Regions from separate parts of the Homo sapiens genome. Here regions 2, 3, 4 and 5 are each linked to region 1. The links are chromatin contacts, found by Hi-C in ENCODE. All regions are on one chromosome and are shown on one strand. The core of a region is the stretch at or near the end of the contact, and the rest is flanking DNA. Distances in the headings are between cores, read along the strand shown. Region 1 overlaps LOC124902479 (a long non-coding RNA gene). Region 2 has its middle 21 kb from the start of IFIT3. Region 3 holds the start of KIF11 (kinesin family member 11). Region 4 overlaps CPEB3 (cytoplasmic polyadenylation element binding protein 3). Region 5 holds the start of PANK1 (pantothenate kinase 1).

Evidence for each region. A loop is a pair of places that touch in the nucleus more often than their neighbours do. Pooled maps may share reads with other maps.
Region 2: a pooled map shows a loop between it and region 1 (4-fold over the local background). The contact joins two enhancer-like sites. A Hi-C loop is called at or near these places in 5 of 37 single-sample maps with no recorded cell type and 4 of 50 pooled maps.
Region 3: a loop to region 1 is called in a map with no recorded cell type, with 5 times the contacts of the local background. The contact joins the promoter of KIF11 here to the enhancer-like site in region 1. A Hi-C loop is called at or near these places in 3 of 37 single-sample maps with no recorded cell type and 2 of 50 pooled maps.
Region 4: a pooled map shows a loop between it and region 1 (6-fold over the local background). The contact joins two enhancer-like sites. A Hi-C loop is called at or near these places in 2 of 37 single-sample maps with no recorded cell type and 4 of 50 pooled maps.
Region 5: a loop to region 1 is called in a pooled map, with 2.9 times the contacts of the local background. The contact joins the promoter of PANK1 here to the enhancer-like site in region 1. A Hi-C loop is called at or near these places in 2 of 37 single-sample maps with no recorded cell type and 3 of 50 pooled maps.

The regions. Positions count from the first base shown.
Region 1 is chr10:91,003,553-91,009,576 of GRCh38, reverse strand. All of the region lies in intron 1 of LOC124902479 (a long non-coding RNA gene), which reads left to right. Among named protein-coding and RNA genes, the nearest start is that of LINC00502, 39 kb to the left of the region's middle. Within about 2 kb of position 3,121, at least 8 of the 41 ENCODE cell types and tissues checked have a DNase peak (open chromatin) inside an H3K27ac peak, as active enhancers do.
Region 2 is chr10:89,345,796-89,351,307 of GRCh38, reverse strand. It overlaps a transcript of LIPA not described here. Among named protein-coding and RNA genes, the nearest start is that of IFIT3, 21 kb to the right of the region's middle. Within about 2 kb of position 3,238, at least 3 of the 41 ENCODE cell types and tissues checked have a DNase peak (open chromatin) inside an H3K27ac peak, as active enhancers do.
Region 3 is chr10:92,589,244-92,595,282 of GRCh38, reverse strand. KIF11 (kinesin family member 11) reads right to left here and starts at 2,153. Exons shown (of 22, transcript NM_004523.4): 1 at 1,831-2,153. The coding sequence starts at 1,907. RefSeq lists silencers at 1,749-1,818, 1,899-1,948 and enhancers at 1,416-2,167, 2,269-2,318, 2,349-2,538, 3,349-3,438.
Region 4 is chr10:92,099,813-92,105,080 of GRCh38, reverse strand. The region is part of intron 7 of CPEB3 (cytoplasmic polyadenylation element binding protein 3); the gene reads left to right. Among named protein-coding and RNA genes, the nearest start is that of BTAF1, 180 kb to the right of the region's middle. RefSeq lists an enhancer at 3,381-3,680. Within about 2 kb of position 3,538, at least 9 of the 41 ENCODE cell types and tissues checked have a DNase peak (open chromatin) inside an H3K27ac peak, as active enhancers do.
Region 5 is chr10:89,642,994-89,648,175 of GRCh38, reverse strand. It overlaps PANK1 (pantothenate kinase 1), which reads left to right and starts at 2,934. Exons shown (of 7, transcript NM_148977.3): 1 at 2,934-3,576. The coding sequence starts at 3,285. It overlaps PANK1-AS1 (PANK1 antisense RNA 1), which reads right to left and starts at 4,062. Exons shown (of 5, transcript NR_184344.1): 1 at 3,977-4,062. RefSeq lists silencers at 2,931-3,410, 4,111-4,160.

The DNA of each region.
Region 1 (6,024 bases), core at 1,872-4,371:
TCAACATCTCTGAGGCTACTCTTAAGAGAATTAAGGACTCCATGAACATTTGCTGTTGAGCTGTGTGTGGGAAGAACTGCCAATCAGTCCTCACTCCCTTTCCCTTTCCCACAGAAGCAGACACTCTGAACCTAAATTAAACCAGTTTGAGTTAAATGAGTTCTTCCTGGTCTTTCTAGGGAGCATTTGTTAATGGGTTGCCCCAGGTGGAACCAGAGGGCTTAGTTGTCTTGCCAGGGAGAAAACAGGTGTCTCTCAATGTGAATTCAGACCACACTCTCCCTGAGACAGTCCATGTGCCTAATTTAGCAGGTCCGTGACTAAAAGGGCTGCTATGCCTGCAGCTTGAAATTAAATGGAATTGTGGCCCAAAGGAGCCACATCTATCCATGGTGATGGTATTAAAAAACAAAACAAAACAAAAAGATTTGGGTGGCAATGGGCATTTCTGATCACCCAGCAGCGCTATTTCAGACTGAAAGCAAACTTGAGGCCTTGCATGGGGAAGAAGGATGAATCCAAAGAATAAGACTTCTCCATGTAGGTAAGAATGGGGAGTCCAGGTGCTGTGGCTTTCGCCTGTAATCCCAGCACTTTGGGAGGCCAAGGTAGGAGAATGAGGAGTTCGAATTCAGCCTGGGCAGCATAGCGAGACCTTGGCTCTACGAAAAAATTAAAAAATTAGCTCAGCATGGTGGCAAGTACCTGTAGTCCCAGCTATGTGGGAGGCTGAGGCAGGAGCATTGCTTTAGCCTGGGAGAGCAAGGCTGCAGTGAGCTATAATTGTGTCACTCCACTCCAGCCTGGGCAACAGAGTGAGAGCCTGTCTTGAAAAAAAAAAAAAAAAGAAAAGAAAAAGAAAGAAAGAAAAAGAAAAGAAAAAAAAAGGGTGGGGAGGTGGACAAAAATTTAGACAATACTTAAGGTGATTGGGGAGGGGGCTCAAAGTAAACCAAGTCAGGAGTGGGAGAGAACCAGGGAGAGGAACTCACTGAGGAGAGGAGTCTAAGTTTTCAGGTACCCATACTGTGAAAACTCAAGAAAGTTAAAAGTAAGTGAGACCTCTAGCCTTACGGAATGGCATGGTCAATGTCAGAAGAGAATTGGAATGAAGGTGGGGGTCCTTACCTATAATTCCCTCTGACATTGACTTACTGTTCTGTGCTTTCATGTGTCCATGTCTACAAAGCCTAGTGTGGAGAGTGAAAAGGCAGAAAAATGGAGCACTGCCCACCTGTATCCTTATTTGATACAGAGGAGAAGTTGCACATCTTTGCGTGTCTGCACCCAGTGGATTCTGAGTGACCAACCAGTACCTTTGGAAAATAGATCCCTGGCAGATGTGGTAGAAGGAGTATTCCCGGAGGGTAAACTCTGGCTAAAAGTGTAAAACCAAACCCTTTTCTTACCCCATAGTTTGGACAAAATGCCCTCTGAAAGACAATAGGGGAGGCTGGACATTGGGGTAACAACTGATTGCCTTGCTGTTGCCTTGCCTCTCTAAGGAGAGGACACTTGGCACTCCAGGCCTTTGCAGATGCACATCTGAAAGTACAGAACACATGATCCCAGAGATCTGGGGCTTGCATAGCCACCTCCTCCTCAGTGGTCATTGACTATCCAGTTGGTCAGCACTCCTCACTGAGCTCTCAATATACCCAGAGCAGGAGGGCATCTAGACTCTGTGAAGATACAAAAGATAAAAAACAAGAAGACTTAGCTTCTTGGAGGAACCTGTGCACAGGGCCTAGTGGTTTGTGGGTGTTTTGTTTTTAATCAGTGACTTTTCCAGTGACAGTTTCCTTGATATATTTCAGAATCTGCTCATTTTGTACTGTTCTTCCCATCCCCCACAAGGAAGGAACAGATTCTTTACCCCCAAGTAGGGTTGCCAGATAAAATCCTGGACATACCATTAAATTTGAATTTTGAATAAATATCAAATAATTTTTTCATATAAGCGCGTCCCAAATATTGCAGAAAAATCAAATTACAGAGTGTCCTGTATTTTCATTTGTTAAACCCTACTCCCAAGGGATGCCTGTTTCTATTCTTGTGAGTGGTTCATTTTGGTTCTTTCTCTTAGGTTGAGATTAACTGGTGATCACTGGTTTTATTACATATGAAAACTTTCGGCACGGTCTTTACCGAAATGGAGGAAAAAAAGTGATTCTTTCTTAAGTTCTTTGGTTAGACTATTCAATAGGCACATTTTTTGTTCTTATCTAATATGGCAGTCTAGTAAGAAAATTGAGGAAAAATGCAGGATTACTAGCTCCCCATGAACCCCTTTCCTCCCTCTGCCCAAGTCTTAACTATACAGCATCACGATGTAAATGGAGGTAGACAAGGAGAGCACAGATGACACCAAAGCAATGCAATCTGAAACTATCAAAAGTTCCACTTCTCACACCACAAACTCCTTTGTTGGTTAGTTGTGAGTGGGTATTTATAGAACTAGCACTGTACTTTCATTTTGAGACAGCAGCTTGCTTTTAGCCTGAGCAATAATTAGATAAATTATTCCCTTCACTTCAGATTATTAGTGACTAAAACTCTGCCTAGAGATTTTTGAAACTTTGATCAGCATAAACTGGAAAAACAGTCACTTAAATGCTGCAAGTGATTTTCCATCTTGTAGGAGGTAGAGATATCAATAATCCTGCCAGGGTAGAGTCTCTCTTTATCAGACCCACCAGCCAGGTATCTTTTCACAAATGTAAAGCAAGTACCTACCCATTGCTTCTTGCTGGAAAAACAAAAAGAGGAAAGTATCAAGTTACCATCAAATGGGATGTTGTTCAGACTAGAAGCTCATTGTTCTGTTTGGAAATACAAACTGTGTGTTTGCTAGAGTCAGAGCTGCTTCTCTGCATACTTTTTTGGTCCTGGGGCTTGCTTTTTTGGGTCCAAGCTGAAGAATTGGATATAGAAAAGAGAAGAAAAGCATGAGATCCAAATCTCATGCTAAAGGAACTGGATGGAGTTTGGCACAGCTTAGCTCAGACTGGACCACTGCTGTCACATGCACGTTGTTATTTGAGACTGAATTACACAGAATGCACTGATGTTGGACTCTGATATGCAGTGATGTAATTGTCATGTTGAGGCCTACAGGGCAAGGCCACCCCCTAGTGGTAGGGGTTGGGATTGCTTCTTATGGAAGAAAAAATTACCACTGAATCATTCCAAGAAAAACCAATTATATCATGATTAGGTTAAACCTTAAATAGCAGTGGCTGAAATACACAAGGGTGTGCTTCTCTTTCTAAAAGGACATCTAGAAGTAGGCATTCGGAGCTATTCAGGTAGATCCTTGTTTCCCAAGGACTCAGGATTCCTTCTTCCTGCTTCATTAGCCTCAATGAATGGCTTGTTCTCAGGGTCACAGGATGGCTGCTGGAGCTCCAGCCATCATATCCACATTGAAGCCTAGAAGGAAGAAAGATGAAAGAGGAAAAATTAATAGCATGTGTGAGTGTATGTGTATTGGAGTGAGACCTCCTCACTGATTCTCCCTTTAAATAGCTTTTCTGACATTCCCCCAAACACTTCCACAGCTGGCTGAGGAATTGAGAAATGAAGCCTGTTATCTGGGCACTTTACCCTCCTAAGTAAATCAGGGTGCTTTTTACTAAGAAAGCGGGGGAATGAATGCCAGGCAGCAGTAGTAGTTTCTACCTCTCTGGGAAGCCAGCCTGAAACTAGAGGGACAGAGAAGTCTTTTCTCTCTCAAAGCCATTTGACAGCTGGGCCCAAACTTTCTGGTGGCAGACATGTGCTGGACTCTCATGTGGAGCTGGACCTGCTACTGAGAATGGCTCTGGTAGGTGTGTTTCAGGTAGCTGCTTTGCCAAAAGTTGAAATTACCTTTGAGGCTGAGCTTTCCTTCCATTATCCATAAGCCTTTGAAGAAGTTTTGTTAATTGTCTGGTGGTGATATGGTTCGGCTGTGTCCCCATGCAAATCTCTATCTTGAATTATAGCTCCCATAATCCCCACATGTTGTGAGAGGAACTAGGTGGGAGGTAATTGAATCATGGGGGTGAGTTTTCTCGTGCTGTTCTCATGATAGTGAATAAGTCTCATAAGATCTGATGGTTTTACAAAGGGGAGTTCCCCTGCACATGCTCTCTTGCCTGCTGCCATGTCAGACGTGACTTTGCTCCTCATTCAACTTCTGCCATGATTGTGAGGCCTCCCCAGCCATGTGGGACTGTGAGTCCATTAAACCTCCTTTTCTTTATAAATTACCCAGTCTTGGGTATTTTATTAGCAGTGTGAGAACAGACTAATACAATAAATTGGTGCTGCAGAAAGTGGGGAGCTGCTGTAAAGATACCCAAAAATGTGGAAGCAACTTTGGAACTGGGTAATGGGCAGAGGTTGGAACAGTTGGGGCTCAGAAGAAGGTAGAAAAATGTGGGAATGTTTGGAATTTCCTAGAGACTTGGAGGGCTCAGAAGATAGGAAGATGTGGGAAAGTTTGGAACTTCCTAGGGACTTGTTGAATGGCTTTGACCAAAATGCTGACAGTGATAGGGACAATAAAGTCTGGGCTGAGGTGGTCTCAGATGGAGATGAGGAGCTTGTTGGGAACTGGAGTAAAGGTCGTTCTTGCTATGCAAAGAGACTGGTGGCATTTTGCCCCTGCCCTAGAGATCTGTGGAACTTTGAACTTCAGAGAGATAACGTGGGGTATCTGGTGGAAGAAATTTCTAAGCAACAAAGCATTCAAGAGGTGGCAGGGCATAAAAGTTCGAAAATTTTGCAGCCTGATGATGCAGTAGAAAAGAAAAAACCATTTTCTAGGGAGAAATTCAAGCTAGCTACAGAAATTTGCAGAAGTAACAAGGAGCCAAATGCTATTCGCTAAGACAGGGGAAAATGTATCCAGGGCATGTCAGAGAACTTCATGGCAGCCCCTCCCATCACAGGCCTGGAGGCCTAATCAGAAAAAATGGTTTTGTGGGCTGGGCCCAGGGCCCTTCTGCTGTGTGCAGTCAAGGGTCTTGGTGCTCTGTGTCCTAGCTGCTCCAGCCATGGCTGAAAGAGGCCAAGGTACAGCTCGGGCCATGGCTTCAAAGGGTGCAAGCCCCAAGCCTTGGCAGCTTTCATGTGGAGCTTGTCCTGTGGGTGTGCAAATGACAAGAGTTGAGGTTTGGGAACCTCTGCCTAGATTTCAGAGGATGTATAGAAACACCTGGATGTCCAGGCAGAGGTGTGCTACAGGGGCAGAGCCCTGATGGAGAACCTCTGCTAGGGCAGTGCAGAAGGGAAATGTGGGGTTGGAGCCCCCACCCAGAGTCCCCACTGGGGCACTGCCTAGTGGAGCTATGAGAAGAGGACCACTGTCCTCCAGACCCTAGAATGGCGGATCCACTGACAGCTTACACTGTGAGCCTGGAAAAGCTATAGACACTCAATGCTAGCTCATAAAAGCAGCCAGGAGCGGGGCTGTACCCTGCAAAGCCACAGGAACAGAGCTGCCCAAGATCATGGGAGCCCACCTCTTTCATCAGCGTGACCTGGATGTGAGACATGAAGTCAAAGGAGATAATTTCCGAGATTTAAGATTTGGCTGCCCCACTGGATTTTGGACTTGCATGGGGCCTATAGCCCCTTTGTTTTTGTCAATTTCTCCCATTTGGAATGGGGGTATTTACCCAATGCCTGTACCCCATTGTATCTAGGAAGTAACTAACTTGCTTTTGATTTTACAGGCTCGTAGGCAGAAGGGATTTGCCTTTTCTTAGATGAGACTTTGGACTGTGGACTTTTGAGTTAATGGTGACATGAGTTAAGACTTTGGAAGACTATTGGGAAGGCATGGTTGGTTTTGAAATGTGAGCACATGAGATTTTGGAGGAGCCAGGGGTGGAATGATATGGTTTGGCTGTCTCCCCACCAAAATCTCATCTTGAATTGTAGCTCCTATAATCCCCACATGTTGTAGGAGGAACCTGGTGGGAAGTAATTGAATCATGGGGGCGGATTTTCCTGTGCTGTTCTCATGGTAGTGAA
Region 2 (5,512 bases), core at 1,989-4,488, 1.7 Mb after region 1:
TTTCTGCTCTGTTGCCCAGGCTGGAGTGCAGTGGCATGATTACAGCTGACTGTAGCCTCAACCTCCTGGGCTCAAGCCGTCTTCCTACCTCAGCCTCCTGAGTAGCTGGGACTACAGGCATGTGCCACCACACCTCGCTAATTTTTGTATTTTTTATAGAGACATGGTTTTGTCATGCTGCCCAGGCTGATCTCAAACTCCTGGGCTCAAGTGATCCGCCCACTTCAGCCTCCCAAAGTTCTGGGATTACAGGCGTGAGCCACTGCGCCTGGCTCAGCAAACATTATTTCCTCTTCCCGTCTTAGGTTCATAGGCTGGGGCCCTACTGAAACAGAAATTAAAAGAAATGAAAGAGTGTGTAAGCAAAAACTCAGTTGTATGTAAGAAAACCCAACTCCCCCTGAGAAAGAGAAAGAACTGGAGTCCTTTAAAAAATTAACTGCCTGTTTTTCTGTGGCTAGTAAGCCTTATCTCTCCTCCCTTCCCAGGCATTGTGAAGACTCTGTTTCCCTAGCTATGCAACTGCAAGTTCACTAGACAGATAAACTCAAGTCGCAAAACATGCTTTTCCTTAAAAAGTAAGAAATGATGTAATGCATGTCTCAATTGAATAACTGCCTTTGTTTCTCTCTTCTGTAGTATCCTTCCCCCTGCACAGATCTCCCCCCAACCCCCTGCAAGAAATGCTTAAAAGGTAACTTCAGGCCAGGCACGGTGGCTCACACCTATAATCCCAGCAATTTGGGAGGCTGAGGTGGGCGGATCACGAGGTCTGGAGTTCGAGACCATCCTGGGCAACATGGTGAAACCCCTTCTCTACTAAAAATACAAAAAATGAGCTGGACCTGGTGGCATGCGCCTGTAGTCTCAGCTACTCGGGAGGCTGAGGCAGGAGAATCGCTTGAACCTGGGAGGCGGAGCTTGCAGTGAGCCGAGATTGCGCCATTGCCCTCCAGCCTGGCCACAGAGCAAGACTCCGTCTTAAAAAAAAAGGTAACTTCACTCTTTGTTCAGGGCTCAGTCCTTTAGATGTTAATCTGACTGGGCCGGTGCACCTAAATAATTAATAAATATCATATCCTCCTGAACCCCATCAGTCTCTTCACACCAGAGAACTCAGTGATGAGCAAGTGAAAGAAGTGGCTAGAACTTCAGACTTATTGAGCATCTTAACAAAATAACAATACATTTGTAGAGAAGTGGCCAGACAAAAAAGAAGGAACTTTGAACTTTGAGGGGTGTCAAATTGTGCAAAGACAAATATTTGGGGAAACTAATGGTAGATGAGGGCTAGTTACTAAGATTTGTTTGTGTAGACTTTGTCCAGTGATAAGGTTGTTATCCCGTTTCTTGAATGGAAGTAGGGGTTGGGGATACCATCACAAGAGACGTTTATATTCTGCTTTCAGGCAGACAGAAGTAGGGCAGACAACTCATCCTGCGTCTGCTTTTTTTCAATTCCCTTTAACTCAAAATAATTCTTATGTCAAAATGGCATGTTTTGGGGTGGCATAGTCTGAGCCCCTTCATGATACAGAGGCTAATTGCATTACTGATTTATAATCCCTGTTGAAAGCTGTAAGTTGGAGGAGGACACATCACAGGGAGTGTAACCCCTCCAACCACTCCTGACAGACTGGACTCTCCCCATCTTGAGACTATCTCATTGCTGTTGACTTGCTCTTTTCAACTTTCCCAATTAGTTTCAATCTGTGAAAATGATCTGACAGCCTGAATCTACATCCCTCACTTTTGTCCTAACACACACACACACCTTAGTAAGGTAGGGGGAGGACACATTTTCCCTATATCTTTTGAGGGCTTGATAATTGAATCTATGAAATAAACTGAAAACTGGCAGATTAACAGAACAAAAGGTATACAAACTTATTACGTGCATGGGGCATCATATGAAAGGAAAGTTAACGCCCCAAACCCAGTGAGATCAAGAAGCTTATATACCCTCTTTTTAAAGGAGAGGGGAGGGGAGATGTAGGCAACTTACTTAGGGGGAGTAAATTGTTTTGATGAAAAATGAATGGGCCCTCAGAAGAATATGTGACAGCCTGTGACGAAGTCTGTCTGGACACGGGGTCAACCTCCAGTGTTCTCTCCAGTGAACCAAGTTTAATCTTCCTGGTTGATAAGATTCCCTGGGAAGGGATTCATGACATCTGAGTTCCTTTTGGAGGGTCTATCTTTATGCAGATAAAGGGAGCTCAGAGAAAATCCTGTCTTGCATTTGCTATTTCTCAAGTGCCTTCATTTTGAAGTCCAAAGTGATATATTTTGGAGTGGCATTTCCTGACCTTAGAAGTTTGATTATTAAATGCAATTGACCCCAGAAAAGGATTACTAATTTCTAGGCTCAGTGTATAATTTGGATGAAAGAGGTGGGAGTTTATGTTAGCCAATTTTGAAAGTTTTTGAAAATTCAGGATTTCATTCTGGACATAAGATGGAGCAGGGACTCCTTCTTAGTGGCCTGCCAGGACCCCCACGCAGGCATGGAAATAAAGGAAAATCTCAAGTTCCTTCAAGGGAAATTCCAGGCACTACCGGGCCCTGAGAAGTAAGTTTGCAAGCTGATAAGCAAGAAGGTAATAATAGCTTACAACAACAGCCAAGGAAGTTAGAGTCAGGTGATGTTTGGTTCTCTATAGAAACCAAAAATAGGGTCTTAAGCGTGAGCTGCGGGATTCTCCTTGCATGGCAACCCGCAAACAAATGCCCTCCTTTCTCTTGTTGCAAAACCCCACTGTGGGTGTTTGGCTTTACTGGGCTGGGCAAGTGGACCCCAGTTTTGTTCAGTAGCAGACAATGTGAGCATGATACCTCTTTATGCTTAAATTGCATGAAAATGTTTTTTTGGTGAAAGTCCTTTTGTCCTTTTTGTATACACTTTTTCCAGTTGAAAGATCTGCGTGAGAATGGGATATAACTGAACAAAAATATATGATTGCTGAATAGGACTCTCTGACTTTGTCGCAATGGAAAAAAATAGAAACTCAGCCCCCAGGGAGGCATAAAGGAGAGGAAGTCATTAACAATCTTTTTGTTTTTCAGAACTGTTCCTGGAAGATTTCCCTTCTGTCTGACGGAAATCTTCCCACGCTGTCTTTCCAAACTCCTACTTAATGCTTTGAATTCAGATTGCTGAGCCTCTGAGCACAACAGACAGCACTGGGGTTGGAGGTGGGGATCCACTCTGGAACTTTCCATCCAGAAAACCTCAGATGTCTTCCTCACTCCTGTGTTTGGAACTGATAGCTTGAAGGCAGTTCCTCTGAAAGCAAGGACTTCAGTGTATTTTTTGGACTGGGATGGAAACCTTACGGTGGTAGGCCTCACCATGGAAGGCCACATGGTGGGGGTTGTAAACCTGTACTGCCTAAGGCATGTCCCGCTTGGGCTGCCATGCATGTCCTCTGGGATTGTGCTTTGTGTCTGTGTGTACCTGACTGTCATGACACTGTCTCAGCCCAGGAAGGTGATCAGGTCCACTTTACTTTCCTGGCCTCAGCTGTGATGTGCCACCAGGTTAAAAGTTTAATATAGACATGTACGGAGGAAGCTCTCTGGACTTCTAAGATAGACCTTTATAATTAATCAGATTTGTTTAAGCTGGCTAAATTCAGGATCCTTAAAAGAGGATAAATACTGAATGTATTGGAAAAAACTGAGATCAATACTGACAGAGATCCTAGAAATAATAATTTTACTATAAAGTTGCCTTGCTAAGGACTAAGGGGATGGACCATGCAGAGTTAGCATGGCAAGTTTGAAACTGTTATCTTTAGAAAGACTTGCTTGCAAGGTTGGCCCTTGGCTAACATCAGGGAACTTGGATTTTTAAGTTTTCTAGCTATTCTATAAATGATATGGGTGGCTTACTATGCTAAGACTGTTTATGCAAATGATGGAGTTTATGCTAACACTTGCTTTCCTTCTCGAAGTCTGGAATTTTGGTACATGCTAGGCAGAGGGTGCATACATGATCAGTCCCCAGTAAAACCCTTGGGCACACAGTCTAACTGGCTTCACATGTGTTGTCACAATTTGATGCTGGAGGAATTAAGCACAACCTGATGACTCTACCGGCCCTCTTGGAAACCTATACCTGATTTTCTTTGGACTTGGCCCCATGCACTTTTTGTCTGTGCTAATTTTGCTCTGTATACTTTTGTTATAATAAGGCTTAGCTGTGAGTATGACCATATGTTGAATCCTGCTCATCTTTCCAGTGAATCATCAAATCTAGGGGTAGTCTTGGAGACCCTGATGTCAATTTCCTAGAATTCTCTTTAGAAAAAAACAATGCAGCAGGCTATTAGAATATAACAGCTCCCTCTGGGAGACCAAAGGAGAGAAAAGACAGGCTAAGCCTGACTGAGTGTGGCTCTTTCTCCAACCTACGCAATTTCCTATGAGGATTTCCCTTTGTAAGATTTTCTTTCCACACAATAGCTGTCCCCAGATTCCTCAGCCATCATGCGCATGGCTGGGGATGTTGCATCATTCTTGGGCATACCTAGGACACCTGTCCATCCCCTGGTGGATCTTGGTTCAGGATTTTGTTGCTGGTATGTTCCACATAAATCAGAAGAAAAGAAGGTGCAGGGTCATCAAAAACTCTTCTGTTTATTGCGTCAGACTGGAGTCAATGTCTTTCCCTTTATAATCAAGAGGGAGCTCAGGAGGGTTGTGAAATGATATTTGGCAGGAAATCAAGGGAAGTGAATATTCTAACAGGAACCACCCTGACCTTTATGCTTTATGAGATATTCATATAAAGGGACCATGGCAAAGAGAAAATCATTTTATTCATCAAACTCTAGTTGAGCAGAGCTTGTGTTGCAGGGTGAATTATGACACTGTGAACAAAGGTCATTTTGGGGAAGATCCCAGGTTGGATGTTGAACTAGAAAAAGAATATTAGTGGGACAACTGGTAAAATTTGAACAAGACTTGTAGATTAGTTGATTATATGTTGTCACTGTTAGTTTCCTGTCTTAAAGATTATTCTATGTTTATGTAAGGTGTTAACATGATGGGAAGCTGCGTAAAGGGTATATGGGAATTCTGGGCACCATTTTTACAACTTTAAGTCTAAAATCATTTCAAATAAAAAGGGTTAAAAAGTCAAATTATAGGCTGACAATTATTTTCTCTTGGCATTTTGAAACTATTTCCCACTGTGTTTTGGTTGCTATTGAGAAGTCTGAGCTTAACCTAATACCAATTCCTTCACAGATATTTCTTCTGTTTTTTGTCGTTTTAAAAATCTTTCTGCCTCAAAGGCACTTAAAAGATACTACTATGTTTTTAGGTGACATCTGCTTGGGTGATCTTTTGTGAAATTCATGTATTTGAGGATTAGCATTTTTCATTAATTCCGAAAATTTCGGTCATTGTCTCTTCAACTATTGCCTTTCCTCCATTCCCTTTTATTTGTTCTTCTGCAACTCTGATCACATGCATTTTAACTTCCTCACTTTGTTCTCCATGTCCC
Region 3 (6,039 bases), core at 904-3,403, 1.6 Mb before region 1:
TTCGAGACCAGCCTGGCCAACATGGTGAAACCCCATCTCTACTAAAAATACAAAAATTAGCCAGGCATGGCGGTGTGCGCCTGTAATCCCAGCTACCTGAGAGGCTGAAGTGGGAAAATTGCTTGAATCCGGGAGGCGGAGGTTGCAGTGAGCTGAGATTGCACCACTGCACTACGGCCTAAGAGAGCGAGACTCCGTCTCAAAAAAAACTGATAAACCACATGTGATCTGCAAAGCCTAAAGTATTTAAATAAAATAAATATTTATTTCTCTGGGCCCTTTACAGAAAAGGCTTACCAACCCCTGAGGACCTCGCAACTCATAAGTTGCCTATTTACTAAAGCTTAATGCTTAATGACAGACGCACCAGGAAGGCTATTTGAAAGAAAAAGGCTAATCTGAAAAAAAAAATCTCTTTACACAAAAATTATTGTAAATATTAGACACAAGCAAAGAACTATTCTATTCATTGGTGATAAAGTAAATCTCTTCTAAGACTTGAAATGTATACGGATCATAAACATCAAGTTCAAGATAATGGTTAACAGTGGCTGGAGGAAAAGGGATGGAGAGGGAAAAGGGGGGCTCCAGCAATGATTGTTTTGTTTCTTAATCTGGGTGATGAATATACAAATGTTTATTACATTGTTCTTAATAACTTTTTGTAAGTCTGAAATATTTTGTAACTAACATTAAAAAAGAAATTAAATAAATGCATACGGAAAAGGTAATATTGCCTGGTTTTATTAAACAACCAAAATAATTTTAAAATTTGCACTTGTTATATGCACTGCATTTTTAAATAAAAATCTTCAAACAACTAACTACTAACAGAAGCCCCAGAGTACAACAACTAGTAAGTGTCACTGGCTAGACTTAAGATTGCCACCCAATTTCCTCTCTGACACCTTGTTTAGAAACCTAGTCATCACCTTCGATATCCACAATTCAAGTTACCAGGGCTGAGTAAACAATAGCCTAAGAAAGTTTGTTGATACAAGTTTTTCTAAAAAATAACCTTTTAATTTTAGAATACTTTGGGGTTTACAGAAAAGTTGCAACAGCAACTGTTAACAGCCACAAAAACGGACACACAAAACACACATACTCAGTAAACTGTGGAGAGCCTCTAAAAAGTTGAATAAATCAATTCTAACTAAGCAGCAGTTTCTAGCTTATTTTAAAATTGGGAAGTTATTTGGAAACCAGTCAGGGGAGGGCCGAACACCCCTCCACATCCCTTTATCTCGAAATATCCGTTTAGTTTGGTCTATGAACAAACACGCAGATGAAAGGGAAAACTGCAGCACAATCAGAAATTTACACTAGCTTAACTTGTCTTGATCTTTTAAAAAACATAAACTCACTTTATTAATTTTTAATGTTTAAAGACAGAGATGTTTACTTGTTTAGTAGGGATGCAGAAAATATTGCATCTAGAATAAAGAGAACAGTGATTGATTGCTTTTTAGAGGTAATAATACCAACGTAAGTGCTTAACCATCTGCAAAATAGGTATTCAGTCTTACTTCCAAACTGACAAACTACATGAAGTAGCATATAAAAGTGACACCTACATCTTTATTGACTATAGTTTAAACATAAGAACGCACTTTTCAGTATGGAACAGTGATCAAATCAAACATGTTATTTTCTCCTAAAAACCACATACACACAGCAACCGGGTGTCATTTTTATTGAACAGAACGCGGAGAACCAAGAAACTGGGACCCTCAGGAAATGCAAATAAAATCCCTCTCCCTGGACCGCGCAGTAGGGGGCCCAGCAGCGAAGCCGCAGCGCTCGGAATCCTGTCAGCCCTCTCCCTACCTGCATCTCACCACCACCTGGATGTTCTTCCCCTTCTCCTCTTTCTTCTTCGCAGACGAATTTGGCTGCGACGCCATGACGGTCCCCGCCAAAAAATCAAGGCCCGGCCGCGGACCTGGGCGCTGTGAGGGGCGGAGGGGCTTGGCGGCCGACAGGGGCCGGAGTCTCCCTGGTCCCTCTCGGGCGCTGGCGTGGCCTGGAGGACCGACGCACGCAGGTCGGCGTCCCCGCTCTCTACCCGGTACTCTGGCCGTGGCGTTTGTCCCGCGCCAGTCGGAGCCGCCAAATCACTAATCTCGTCTCCGCCCGAATCCCCAGAAACTAAGCAACGACTCGGCGCCTCAATTTGAAAAAGAGACAGAGTAGCCGGACCAATGGCTGCGCTGGCGCGCAAGGCACCATGGGATGCAGTATCCTCACTGGAGCCCCGCCCCCGGAGCGTGGCCTACGGGAACGTAAAGAGGTGGTCTGTCTGCTTGCTCCGGAACTTGGTAGTCCAGAGCCGAGACGCTAGAATTGAGTGTGGAACTTTTAGCGTAGCGTGGCTCAACTTACATAACGTCCCTAGCCCAAAATTCCCTCAGCTGCAGAGAGGAAATAATAGTAACCATCTCAGAGGGTTAGGGTGAGAATTAATGAGCTTGTGGAAGTAAATAGATTGGAATATATGGTAAGCACTCGCCATGATTATAATTATTAGAGAATTGTAAGAGAGGGCAGTAGAAGCACAGAAGAGAGGTCCAAAGCGAGCCGCCATCCCGGAGGCAGAGACCAGAATAGTCTTTGTGTGTGTGTGTGTGTGTGTGTGTGTGTGAGAGACGGAGTCTTGCTCTTGTCACCCAGGCTGGAGTGCAGTGGCGCGATCTCGGCTCATTGCAACCTCCGCCTCGCAGGTTCAAGCGATTCTGCTGCTTCAGCCCCCGAGTAGCTGGGATTACAGGTGCGTGCCACCACGCCCGGCTAATATTTGTATTTTCAGTAGAGATGTGGTTTCACCATGTTGGCCAGGCTGGTCTCGAACTCCTGACCTCAGATGATCCACCCGCCTCGGCCTCCCAAAGTGCTGGGATTACAGGCGTGAGCCACCGCGCCCGGTCCAGAATAGGCTTGAAGAATAATTAATGTTGGGGCCCGGTGGCTCAGGCCTGTAATCCCAACACTTTAACGGGCCGAGGTAGGACGATAACTTAAGTTCCAGGAGTTTGAGACCAGTCTGGGCGACATAGGGAGACCCCCCTCCCCGCGCCTCCCAACGGGTCTCAACAAAAAATAGAGGGGAAAAAATAGCCTGGTGTGGTGATGCGTGCCTTTTGGTCCCATCTACTCGGGATGCTGAGGAAGAAGGATCGCTGAACACGGGAGATAGAGGCTGCAGTGAGCCGGGATTATGTCGCTGGATTACTCCAGCATAGGCGACAGAGCAATGCCCTTTCTCAAAAAGAAAATAATAATAATAATAATTAGGAAGTGTTAAGCGATAAGGCTACTACAGGTTCCAAATCGTGATGAAATGGACACTGGACGCCATTTGGAGGACTCTGAATTTATCCTTTAGTCATCATCTCTAAGTGACTCCAGGCAAGAAAGCAGGGTCCGCCTCGATTTTAGAACGACTGCACTGACCGAGTGACGCAGGCCGCGGGTGCGCTGCGCTCCCCGTTTCTGCGCGGCGCAGCGGGCGGTGGCATCTCAAGGAAGCTGCGCAAACATCCGCCGCCCCGGCCTACGGATCCCAGCATGCAGCGCTCGCTGGGGCCTGCGCGCCGTCGGTCACCTCCGGCCTGCTGCGGGAGAACTTTTCGGCGTCTTGGCAGTGCCTGGCGTGACTCGACCGCTGTAGGTGTGGTACGCCGCACCAGGAAATACTGAAACAGGAGCCTATTGTTATGAATAACTTTTAAAATCTTAAGGAAATTGAACACTTGAACAAAGGATTTTTAGCAAAGCAATTTTATTTTTGCGCAGAGGGGTGCCTTTTTGGCCAGTCGCCTTGAGAGCACACCTGAACAAAGGGGCAGGAGTCTATTTTTGACGCAAGTCCTGCCCCTGTATCTTTTTCCCATTGGCTGGGGTCGGGTCGTATAATCTAAACTAATCCCGGTTGGCTAAACATTTGATTTTTTTTAGCTAAGGTGGGTACTTAAAAGAAAGCGGACAGGAAAGGGGAAGGGGTGTCTGTAATGAGCTAAAAAGTTAGTCCCTTCAAATAAGGAAAGGAATGTGAGCTGGTATTGATAAGGCCTAGTATTGTGGCGTGCCTGGGCATTTAACAAAAGCAAAAAAGGAGAAAAAGAGAAAAAAGGGAGGGTACTATGAATTAAAGAATAAAAGATTGATCGGGTTATTTGAAGAGAAACATCATATCCCACACTATGTTGTAGTCGGTTCCTGGAACTGCGCTTCTGGCCCACACAACCCATGGGAACCTAAATGTCGTGTTAGTCTATTAAGTAACAACCCGGTGTAGTGGAAAGCTCTGATGTCCTTTTTGTGTTCCTCCACTTGCTAATCCCCTACATGCGCCCCCCCGCACAACCCGCCCCAAGGAAATAACTGCATCTACAGCTCCTTCTGCTGGTCATCTCTATTTTGAGTAGCCAGCTGTCTATTGATATCTCCTCTTAGGTGGCTCGCTGGCATTTCAAAATGGGACCTATCTCCACCCTAATCTTTTCTCATCTGGATACTGGTGCTAACCAGAACCTTTGATTCCTCCACGTGTAGTGGAGTCCTGTTGATTTTATCTCCCCTCCGATGATCACCCTAGTACAAGGCTCTTATCTCTTCCCTGAACAAATGTCATCTACCTCCTTAACAAGTTTCTCTTCTGCCCTTTTCTCCTACCCCCAACTCCTCCACTACATTTACTCAGCAAGGGAAGTGTCTTTTAAGAAATAAGAAAATAAGATTATGCTCTTCATCTGCTTTTTAATCTTACATTACCTTCTCATTTGTATTTGGAATTAAATCCAAACTCATTACCATGCTCTGTAGGGTCCTCATGATCTGGCCCTTGTCCATACCACCAACTAAAGGCACTTTCCAAAAATCTCATTACCATGCTTCAGAGCTCCTAGCTTTTTCCTGTGGCCAGGCCCTTGTACCTGACGTACCCTCTGCCCTGAACTCTGTTTGGCTCTTTGCATGGCTTACCCATCTCATTCTTCAGCTCTCAGTTGAACTTTTTCTTTTAAAAACACCTCTTCTGACCACCCTATCTAAAGCACATTCTTCATAATTTTCTTTTTTTTTTTTTGAGACGGAGTCTTGTCCTGGTCCCCCATGCTGAAGTGCAGTGGCGGGATCTCGGCTCACCGCAACCTCCGCCTCCTGGGTTCAAGCAATTCTTGTGCCTCAGCCTCCTGAATAGGTGGGATTACAAGTGCCCCACCACGCCCGGCTAATTTTTTTTTATATTTTTAATAGAGACTCGGTTTCACCATGTTGGCCAGGCTAGTCTCGAACTCCTGGCCTCAAGTAATCTGCCCTCCTTGGCCTCCCAAAGTGCTGGAATTACAGATGTGAGCCACTGCACCTGGCCTTCCTCTTATAACCTTCTATCTCAGAACCCTGTCTATTTTCTTCATAACACTACAGGCAATATATTGTGTGTATTGACAATATATTATATTGTCAATATATTGTGTGTCTCCCTGGATAGAATGTAAGTTTCATTAGGGACCCTGTCTTTTTGTTCAGTATTATTTTCCCAGTGTCTTGAACAAGCCTTACACCAAAGTAAGGCTTTACTCAATAAATATATATTGAGTACCTGAAGGAAATTACTTCACCTCTATCAGCCTTGGTTTCCTTATCTGTAAAATGGAGATAATAATAATTACTATTATTGTGAGGATTAAAATAACATATAAAGTACCTGGGATACATATAAAGTACACTGGCTGGGCACGGTGGCTCATGCCTTTAATCCCAGCACTTTGGGAGGCCGAGATGGGCAGATCATAAGGTCAGGAATTCAAGACCAGTTTGGCCAATAAATATGGTAAAACCCCGTCTCTACTAAAAATACAAAAAAAATTAGCCAGGTGTGGTGGAGGGCGCCTATAGTCCCAGCTATTCAGGAGGCTGAAGCAGGAGAATCGCTTCAACCCAGGAGGTAGAGGTTGCAGTGAGCCGAGATGGCACCACTGGACTCCAGCCTGGGTGACAGAGCTAGACTCTGTCTCAAAAAAAAAAAAAATCCCCTTT
Region 4 (5,268 bases), core at 2,289-4,788, 1.1 Mb before region 1:
TAAATTGTGGTTTGGGGCTGGGCACGGTGGCTCTTGCCTGTAATCTCAGCATTTTGGGAGGCTGAGGCAGGAGGATTGCTTGAGGTCAGGAGTCCGAGGCTGCAGTGAGCTGTGATCACACCAGTGCACTCCAGCATAGGCAACAGCGAGACCCCTGTCTCTCTAAAAAAAAGAAAAGAAAAGAAATCATGGTTCGGACACCTTCCATCATAGGAATTTCTTCAAAGAAGGAATTTCTTTTCCAAAGTGAGAGACATATCTCCTATTCATTATACATTTGATTTTTTTTTTGCCCTGGGTGTCTGAATCTGCAAATTGGTCCAGAATTTCTTAGTGCTTGAATCTTTGGAAGCTGTATTTTCTTTTCAGGGAGGTCTAAAAAACGTTGCATTTCCAGCCGGGCGTGGTGCCTCACGACTATAATCCCAGCATTTTGGGAGCCAAGGCGGGCGGATTATGAGGTCAGGAGATCGAGACCGTCCTGGCTAACACGGTGAAACCCCGTCTCTACTAGAAATACAAAAAAATTAGCTGGGCGTGGTGGCAGGTGCCTGTAGTCCCAGCTACTCAGGAGGCTGAGGCAGGAGAATGGTGTGAACCTGGGAGGTGGGGCTTGCAGTGAGCCGAGATCGTGCCAGCCACTGCACTCCAGCCTGGGTGACAGAATAAGACTCCGTCTCAAAAAAAAAAAAAAAAAAAAAGTTGCATTTCCATTGTACTAAATGGTAGCTAGTGGACAAAATAGCCAACGCCACCCCTTAAGGGATAATGTTCAGTGTTTTCCAGAGTGTGTTCTGAAGAATACTTGTCCCATCAAAGACTAATCTCTTGAGAGGATCTTCGACAAAAGGTTTCCTCATAATGGTAATAGGTGTCATTTTTTGAGCACTTACTTTGTGCATTGTATATCCATTTTGTCTTTTAATTAAAGTTTCCTTAGCCAAAATCATTTGAGAAACATTGATATATTAAGGTTCTGAGAAGTCTTACAATATATACATTTGTGTAAAATTGTTTAATCCAGCATTTTACATTCCTGCTTTGGGGATGATACTCGTGCAGATTCCTGTGGAATTAGTATTCCATGAAGCTCATTCAAAGAATAGGCATCTTCCCAGGAAAAACTTAGGTAACCTGAACTTTTATGTGTACATTCCTCTCAAGAGTTTTAGTAATCAGCATGCCAGTAACAACATCCTTGTCCTAGTACCATGGAGCTGAAAGTTCACATTTATATAGACATTGGACAAAGTTGTCTGGCTGGAGTACAAGATTGCCTGAGACTGTGAACCTGAAAGTTAAAATAGCTGGATACAGTGCTAGTTTCACTGCTAACTCATTTTTCTCAAGCTTTGCTAACTGCTAGTTTTGTTAGTAGGTCCAACAAATGTCCATTGGTCATTTCTTGATGCATTGCAAACAGGCATAAAGAGTGGAGAAAAAAGAGTGGTTAGTCACTCACTAGTAAAAATTCATGTTGACTTGTTCAGGAGCCTATCTGGAAGCTGTGACTGGTGGCCAGTAGCCTGGAGGACAGGGAGCCTTGTAGGCACACAACATGATTGTAGTAGAAAGAGTACGTGTAGACTGTTTTATAAACCTGGAGTTCAGTTCCAAGATGACTTCACTCTTCTGATCCTTAGCTTCCTTAGCTCTAAAGTAGGGATAATTTTTAGAGCATATGGTGTGGTGCTGTTTAAGTGTGACTGTAAAATGCCTAGCACAGTAGTGCAATATAAGTGCTCAAAAGTGCTTTTTCTTTCAAAAGGGAATCAGCTATTATGTTTATGCTTTCTGAGTGACGAAGCAGCATCAACAGTCATGATGAACACTAGATAATTCTGATCATTGAGTGGGTCTCACCTAGTGGCATCAGAAATTTGCATTCATTAAGCCCAAGACCTTGGGCATCCACTGGTGACCAAAATATACCCTATTTTCCTACCCCTGGAAGGTAACTTTCAGTGGAGTGAGGAGAGTGATCTGGGAGCTGTAGAAGAGCAGCTGCTGGACATGTTTTGTGACACCAGTGTCAGCACCTCAGGAAAACATTTGTTTACACACCAAACGTGCACAGAGCACTCACTAATGGTTAGGCACTGTGCTGGGCAGTTGGGATCCACACAAATATATGGTTTCAGCCTTAGAGGATCTTAGAGTCCAATAGAGGGAAATAGACATATGACCAGTAAATGACCTAAGGAGCCACAGATGCTCTGAAAACCTGAAAGTTAAAATAGCTGGATAGAAGTATTAGAGGGAGTAGTTGTGACGGGGAGAGCGCTCAAAGGGCAGAGTACGCAGATGTTTCTGAGGCAGTCAGAAAAGCCTTTAGAGAGGTGTTGACTTGAGTCTTCTGAGCATAATATTTAATTGATAATGGCTTTATTAAATCAAATATAGTGCAAAGATATACATAACCATTTTCATGGGGCAGTTTATGCATGCTGTATTTCTGCACTGAGTGCCCTTATGAAACAGTATACCGAATTGTTCGAATTGTTCATCAGTAACTGAAGTTCCCAAAGGAGTTGTAAAGCCTGTAGCTTCCTTGCATCAGATAATAGGCTCTGCAGCCTGGTGATGGGGGCAGGAGTTTCCTTTTTGTACCTGGACTGTTTCCTAAACCTGAGGGTGGACTTGGAGCATCCAAGGAGGATGTGAAAGAATTTCCTAGGGTTACTTTTGGCTCCCTGTCTAGGAAGAATCCTGGCTATTTTGATGAAGATTTTCTATTTCTACTTGGAGACTACTTGTATCTAGGGAATGGGAGGAATAGTCTGAATGTGAGAGTTACAGCTTTTTGCCTTGAGGCCTGACGGAGGTCTGACTGAAGCCCCCAGAGCTACCCAGGATATAGTCTTACTAAGGCTAAAGACTCCTTTCTCTCCACTACCCCCAGAAGATGCAGGGAAGGCATCTCTTCCTCTTCAGCACTTGAGAATAATAGATAGCATCTAAACTCCTGAAACTGGCTGACCTATTTGTTAGGGAGCTATGTGGTCAAAATTACGTTGAAATGAGATGCCAATATCAGTGTGCTGTAAAGAGTCTAAACCACAATTATTGTTGTGGCTCTTAGTTTTGGTGATTAATAATAAACCAACTCCTTATGCCATGGAAGAGATAAAGATGCCTCACAAACCACAAACTAGTTTGTTTGTTTATTTATTGAGACAGAGTCTCTCTCTGTCACCCAGGCTGGAATGCAGTGGCATAATCTCGGCTCACTGCAACCTCTGCCTTCCAGGTTCAAGCGATTCTCCTGCCTCAGCATCCTAAGTAGCTGGGATTTCAGGCACATACCACCACGCCCAGCTAATTTTTGTATTTTTAGTAGAGATGGGGGTTTCACCAAGTTGGCCAGGCTGGTCTCGAACTCCTGACCTCAAGTGATCTGCCTGCCTTGGCCTCCCAAAGTGCTGGGATTACAGGTGTGAGCCATCACACCCGGCCACAAACTAGTTTATTTCTGATATTGCTGGGGCAATCCAGTCATTTTGTGAAGTCTGTGATGCTTAAAATAGAATTGCTGACAGCTGGGGTGGGTCTGAGTTCATCACCACTACAACTGAGCTGTTGCAGCTGTATGTCAGCAGACCTAGGTTTAGCTGACTCATCCTGGCTATTAGGATGAGCTGGGGTGCTGCTTCTTGTTGGGGAGAGCAGTCCTGATGGTTCTGCAGTATTGTTTTTCCAATTTATGTAGACTAAAAGGATTGTAGGATTGGGGAGAGAAAAATGGAGACTTTTTTCCTAAAGAGCTTGAGTTTGAACGGTACTGAAAAGAGGAAAAGGAAAAAAGAAATCAGAGTATGGGGGAAGTAGCTGAGCTCTGAACCAGGTCCTTTTTGGGAAAAAGAACATACGGCTTTGAGGGGGTCTTTGGTCAGATGGTTTCCCGAGCTGGCCACCTGATTGCACTGTTGACACCGAATGGTTTGCCATTTGGAACTGCCTTGAGATGAACAGATGAAAATGAAATCCTATGCAGTAGGATGTTCATGTGATGGGTGTTGTAACCTAAAGAAGGGACCATACAGAGTGAGATGTTAAAAATGAGCTTGACGATATGTATAGGTAGATGAATATCTAAATACTAAATTGTAACTGAGAGAACTCTAGCTGTAGGGATATGTGGTTATGTTGAGAAATTTGAAGTCTTGAGGTTTGTGTTAAAAACTGTTCTTGGCCGGGCACGGTGGCTCACGCCTGTAATCCCAGCACTTTGGGAAGCCGAGGCGGGTGGATCACGAGGTTAGGAGATCGAGACCATCCTGGCTAACAGGGAGAAACCCCTTCTCTACTAAAAATACAAAAAATTAGCTGGGCGTGGTGGCGGGCACCTGTAGTCCCAGCTACTTGGGAGGCTGAGGCAGGAGAATGGTGTGAACCCGGGAGGCGAAGCTTGCAGTGAGCCGAGATCGTGCCACTGCACTCTAGCCTGGGCTACAGAGCGAGACTCTGTCTCAAAACAAAACAAAAAAACAAAAACCATTCTTATTGGCTGGGCGTGGTGGCTCATGCCTGTAATCCCAGCACTTTGTGAGGCTGAGGTGGGCGGATCACCTGAGGTCAGGAGTTCGAGACCAGCCTGACCAACATGGAGAAACCCAGTCTCTACTAAAAATACAAAAAAATTAGTGGGGCGTGGTGGCGCATGCCGGTAATCTCAGCTACTTGAGAGACTGAGGCACGAGAATCACTTGAACCTGGGAGGCAGAGGTTGCAGTGAGCAGAGATCGTGCCATTGCACTCCAGCCTGGGCAACAAGAGTGAAACTCTGTCTCAAAAAACAAACAAACAAAAAAAAACCTATGTTTTCTCCTTGCTGCTGGGGGGAAACAAATATGTTTTCTCCCTGTGGCAAGGGGGGAAAACAAAAACAAAAAATTGTGTTTTCTCTTATCCTGTAATTAAATTAGATACAACAAAAATGTTTTCCTGAGACAAGGGCTGGTTCTGTCGCCCAGGCTGGAGTGCAGTGGCTTAATCATAGCTCGCTGCAACCTCAAACTCCTGGGCCTAAACGATCTTCCCACCTTAGCCACCACATCTAGCTAATTTTGAAAAGGTTTTCATAGAGACAGGGTCTCACTATGCTGCCCAGGCTGGTCTCGAACTCTTGGCCTCAAGTAGTCCTTCAGCCTTGGCCTTCCAAAATGCTGAGATTATATAGGCATGAGCCACCATGCCTGGCCAGAAATGCTTCTTTTTTTTTTGAGACGGAGTTTCACTGCCCAGGCTGGAGTGCAATGGCGTGATCTC
Region 5 (5,182 bases), core at 1,685-4,184, 1.4 Mb after region 1:
ATGTCCTTGGAGATATTGCAATGCTAAAGCTTCTATTTGCATCTCTGATGTAATTTGCTTCCTAAGCCACTCAGCTCAATTATGTGGGAATTTGAAAATGATATATTTGAATATTTAGGAGTGGCTGGTGATTTTTAGCAAATTTACAGTAGAAAGTGAGGGGGACTCTGTGTGAAATATCATCTAAGTCAGGGGTGTCCAATCTTTTGGCTTCCATGAGCCACACTGGAAGAGGAAGAATTGTCTTGGGCCACACATAAAATACACTAACACTAATGATAGCTAATGAGCTAAAAAAAAAAAAGTCACAAAAATAAATCTCATGTTTATGAATTTGTGTTGGGCCGTATTCAAAGCCGTCCTGAGCCGCATGCAGGCTGTGGGCCACAGGCTAGACAAGCTTGATATAAGTCATTTATCCAGTCACAAATAATTACCAAGTGCCTCCTAGGGATAGAGTGATGAACAAGTCATCTGCCTTAAAGATGCTTACAGTGAAGTGGGGTAAGATGGGCAATCAAATAATAATAATGTCTTTTTCTAGCACTTACAATGTGCTGGACACTTTACATATGTTAACCTTAAATAATGAGATTTAGAGAACATGATTAAGTATGAAGTTTGAGTGCAAAGCTTGAGGATAGCCACCTGGAAACACTAACTCCAAATGAGTGGGATCAGTGCTCCAAAGTGGAGAAGTTAAGATTTCACTTATACTGGCAGAGATGGAGAAGTTCCAGCAGAATTACATTTTCCATACAAGACCAATGCATATGCCACAGCGATTTGATTGGTTGCAGACTGCTGCATTCCAAGGAAGATTATTACTCTGTGAGGAGAGGCAGTGATCCAAGGGATTAGTATCTCTGGCCCTGCTCGGTCTTCCTAATTATTTACAAGGAAAAAAGGCAAGCCCAGGCATGGTGGCTCATTCCTATAATTCCAATACTTTGGGAGGCCAAGGTGGGAGGATCGCTTGAGCCCAGGAGTTGGAGGCTACAGTAAGCTACGACTGTGCCACTGCACTCCAGCCTGGGTGAAGGAGTGAGACCTTGTCTTAAAAAAAAAAAAAAAAAAAGCAGAAGTTGTAGCTGCATAGCCACATTTCTCTCAAGTCTCACAAAAAAGTTCCAATAGCTTGAAGTTTGAATTAATTTTACGCATGTGTTATGCATTTCATCAGTCTAACAACTCAGTGATGTCCTATTATTCTCAAGTTACAAATGAGGGAACAGATGCATGGTATAGTTACAAAATGATAAGGAGTCATAAACAGAGTACAAGGAGTAGGAAGAGGGTATGGCAGGGAGACCTAATGTAGCCCTAAGGGTCAGGGAACATTTCTCTAAATATGAGAAGTTAAAGAGGAGATCTAAAGTTGGAGTCTAGTAGACAAAAGAGGTCTTAGAGAAGAGACTTCTCTAAGGCAATGGAAACAGCAGAATGTTGTTTAAGGAATTGAAGGCAGCACAGGGAGCCCCTGATGAGGCAGGAGAGGTAGGGAGGGGCCAGATCACCTGGGTTTTTTTCTCTGTCTTTAAATAGCATAAGGTTAGGGAAGCTAAGAGAGTTGAGATTTGGAGTTTAGTCCCACCTTTGCTCTTAATAACCTCAGCCATCTGTCTGCAGCTCAGTTTCCTGATACGAAAAAAGTATGCAAGAGTGGATAGACCAGAGTGCTCCAGTGGCCCCCATGGTTCTCAAGCTCTGATTCTAGGTAAGGCTCTGCTGGAAGGAATTGCCAGATGCAAGCCCTAGATGCTGCTGAATGCACTGAAGCCCAGGGGCCCAGCAACCCAGTAGCCAGCCAGCACCTGCCAGACTCTGACTCCTCTGTAGATTAATTGCAAATCACGGAGAATATCACAAAATAAATCACACAATAAATACGGCTGTAAGCATGGTTTGTTCCCCTGTCGAAACAAAGGGTGAACTGCTAATCATAATAGCGTAATAAGGAAAACTAGCTTTCTGAGCATTTACTGTGTGCCAGGATTGTACCAGGTACTTTTAGTAGATTTTCTCACAACAGCCCCATTATGGATAGGAAAGTGAGGCCTCAAGAGATTGCATAACTTTGGGAAGGTATTCACCACCCAAATTAGTCCTGCATAGTGAGCATGGACAGTCCCGTTTCCTATTGCTAGAAGTGTTACCTTGAGCATTAACGTTATCTGGGTTTGCTCAGTGGCTGAGTTGGAATTTGAACCCAGTGCTAACTCCAAAGCTCGTAGTGCTGGTCACCACGTGATGCCGCCTTCCCTTCTTAGAAGAGGCAACTCCTTACTCTATAAATAACATGACATTGTCTTTTGAAGTCCTTTCTGGGTGAGGAAAGTGCTTTTTATAGCATGGAATTGCTCCTGTTTACTTGATCTCTTTCAGCACCGATTAATCCTGCCTACAGTTTTGTCCTTCACTGTCCTTACACTGTATTCCTAGGTTTCCTCCCTGCAAAAGACAACTCCATGAGACCACATGGTGTTTGAGTGTGTGTGCGTGCCAGCAAAGAAATTTCACTCCCCTCCCTCCCCAAGTCTGCCAACTTTTCTATAAATAATTGTTCTCCCTCCCCTCAGGCCTCTAAGTAGTTTGGTCACTTAACCAAACGCACAGGCACACACGCGCGCGCGCGTAAGCACACACTCACAAAGCGGGGAGGGTAACGTGAATGACCTTGCAAAGGTATCTTGCTCACTGGGGACAGGATTAGCAAACCTGACACCTCTGCAAATAATTGTCTTCCTCCCGTATTCCTCCTGAAACGGTTCGCTCCTTTCGCTGTCTCTCCCAGACCCATCTGGTTTTCACATCGCCATACAAAGCCCAACCCGCCCATCTCCTCTCTGCAAGCCCAGAGAACTTGATTCCCCATGTTGAAACTCGTCGGTGGCGGTGGCGGGCAGGACTGGGCATGCTCAGTGGCGGGGACCAGTCTGGGAGGCGAGGAAGCCGCGTTTGAAGTCGCGCGGCCTGGGGATCAGGGGAAGGCGGGCGGCGGGAGCCCCGGCTGGGGGTGCGCGGGGATCCCCGATTCCGCGCCCGGGGCTGGCGTGCTCCAGGCCGGCGCCGTGGGGCCGGCGCGCGGGGGGCAGGGCGCAGAGGAGGTGGGGGAGTCGGCAGGAGGAGGGGAGGAGCGCCGGGTTCGCCATCCCCAGGCGCCGGCTCTGCGGCTGCTGAATCGGAAGCCGCAGGGAGGATCCGGGGAAATAAAGACGCCGGAGAATGACCTCCAGCGAGGCCGCCTGAGCCGGGGCCCGCGCACAGCCCCGCCAGCCCCCGGCATGGGCGACCGCAGCGGGCAGCAGGAGCGCTCGGTCCCGCACTCTCCAGGGGCCCCCGTGGGCACCAGCGCCGCCGCTGTGAACGGGCTGCTGCACAACGGCTTCCATCCGCCGCCAGTCCAGCCGCCGCACGTCTGCAGCCGGGGTCCAGTGGGCGGCAGCGACGCGGCGCCCCAGCGCCTCCCGCTCCTGCCGGAGCTGCAGCCGCAGCCACTGCTCCCTCAGCATGACTCCCCGGCCAAGAAATGCCGGCTGCGGAGGAGGATGGACTCGGGGAGAAAGAACAGGCCGCGTAAGTCCCGCTGGGAGGGGAGCGCGGGCGCAAGGCAGACGCAGCGTGCGGGGCCCGGGACTGGGAGCGGCTGAGGCAGGCGCCGCAGCACGCCCCGTGCGCCCCCGCGTCTGCGGTCGAGGGACTGCACAGAGTAGGTTCCCGGGACTGATTCTTTTCCTAGGGGACATCAAGCACTACAGGTCTTTGCCTGAGCCTGCCCTTTGCTCGCTTCTATCAGTAGAACGAGGATTGGACACGAAGCTTGAGCGGGTCCCTAGGTCAAGGATATATAATAAGCGAACGCTCTGTCCGCCCTTCTAATTGGTGGCTGGGAAAACGCAGGTGTGTGAACATTTGCTGGGGTCCAGGAGTGAGGATAAAGTGGGCGGCACACCGAGGGTGCTCTCTCCTTTCTCACCCCTCTCGCTTCTCTGAGCGCGTCCTACTGGGGTTGCCTGCCCTTTGAATCACAGAGTAGCCAGCAGCGTCTCGGGTCTATTGGAGAGCGCAAGTCTGGAGGCGTGGAGTTTAACTACCCCCCAAAATCACAGCCTATTAGAAGCTGTTTCTTCACGGCCAATGAGAGGGTTTTTTGGGAGGGACACACCCACTGATACCATGTGGGCCGGAACTATGTGGACCAATGAGGATTGGAGGTGGATTTTTTTTTTCAACGAAGGGGGAGGTTGAGTTGAGGGTTTGTAATTGTAATGTACACCGGAGAAAGCCGAAGTGCATTATTTCACAATCTAAAGCTTGTATATATAATGGTAGTTTGTAAAGTGTACCTTCCCCACAGGACGCTGTGGGATGTAAATTTGTAGGTCGAGTTTACAGCTGGTTTTTCTTGACTGAAGCTCATTCAACTGGTTACTTCTTTGTGGGTGTCTTTAATGAAGCTTATAAATGGCAAAAAGCAAAGTAAGTACAGTAAATGCTAATAAATGACTGCATTTGCATAGAGGTTATGCTGTTCGATATAGGGAAATTGTTAAGTAGGTTTTGGATTTCTGTGAAAGTTTAATGTTTGGCAAATAACACCTTCACTTTTCCCTGTTTCTATGTCTTTTTGACTCTTAGCTTTTCTGTATTGGATTAAGGTTTCTAAGACCTTGGAAAGCCCTTTGACATGACTGTGGGTGACTCTGGTACTTGTATTTTGTGGGTTTGAAATGTTAAATTTGTAGGTTAAGATTTTGTGTGGAACTTTAAAGCCAAACAGCAGATTTGGCTACAGTTGTAAGGTGTAAGGTTGTAATCTAGCACCTGAATTTTTATTTGCTTTTGTTTTTGATACTTGTTAGAAAATGACTTTCATTAGTATTAATATTTTAAAAGTCAGGACTTAATATTGATTACCTGTGATTTATAAACCTGTTTCACTTATTTTGAAGCTATACTTCAGTTATTTCTCTTATCTACATTGACAGATTGTACTAGAGTTTGCAATGAAAATAGCTAAAATATAATGAAAGGGAGCTTCTAGCTTAATCTTCTATGTTTAATTGAGGATATAACACCTCTTGAAATAACTTCTGAGGAATTGAAAATACACCCTCTAGGAATATCTTGAAGACAGAGAAAAACTAACCTGAGCCTTAACTTGTGCTTGCAAACCCACAGA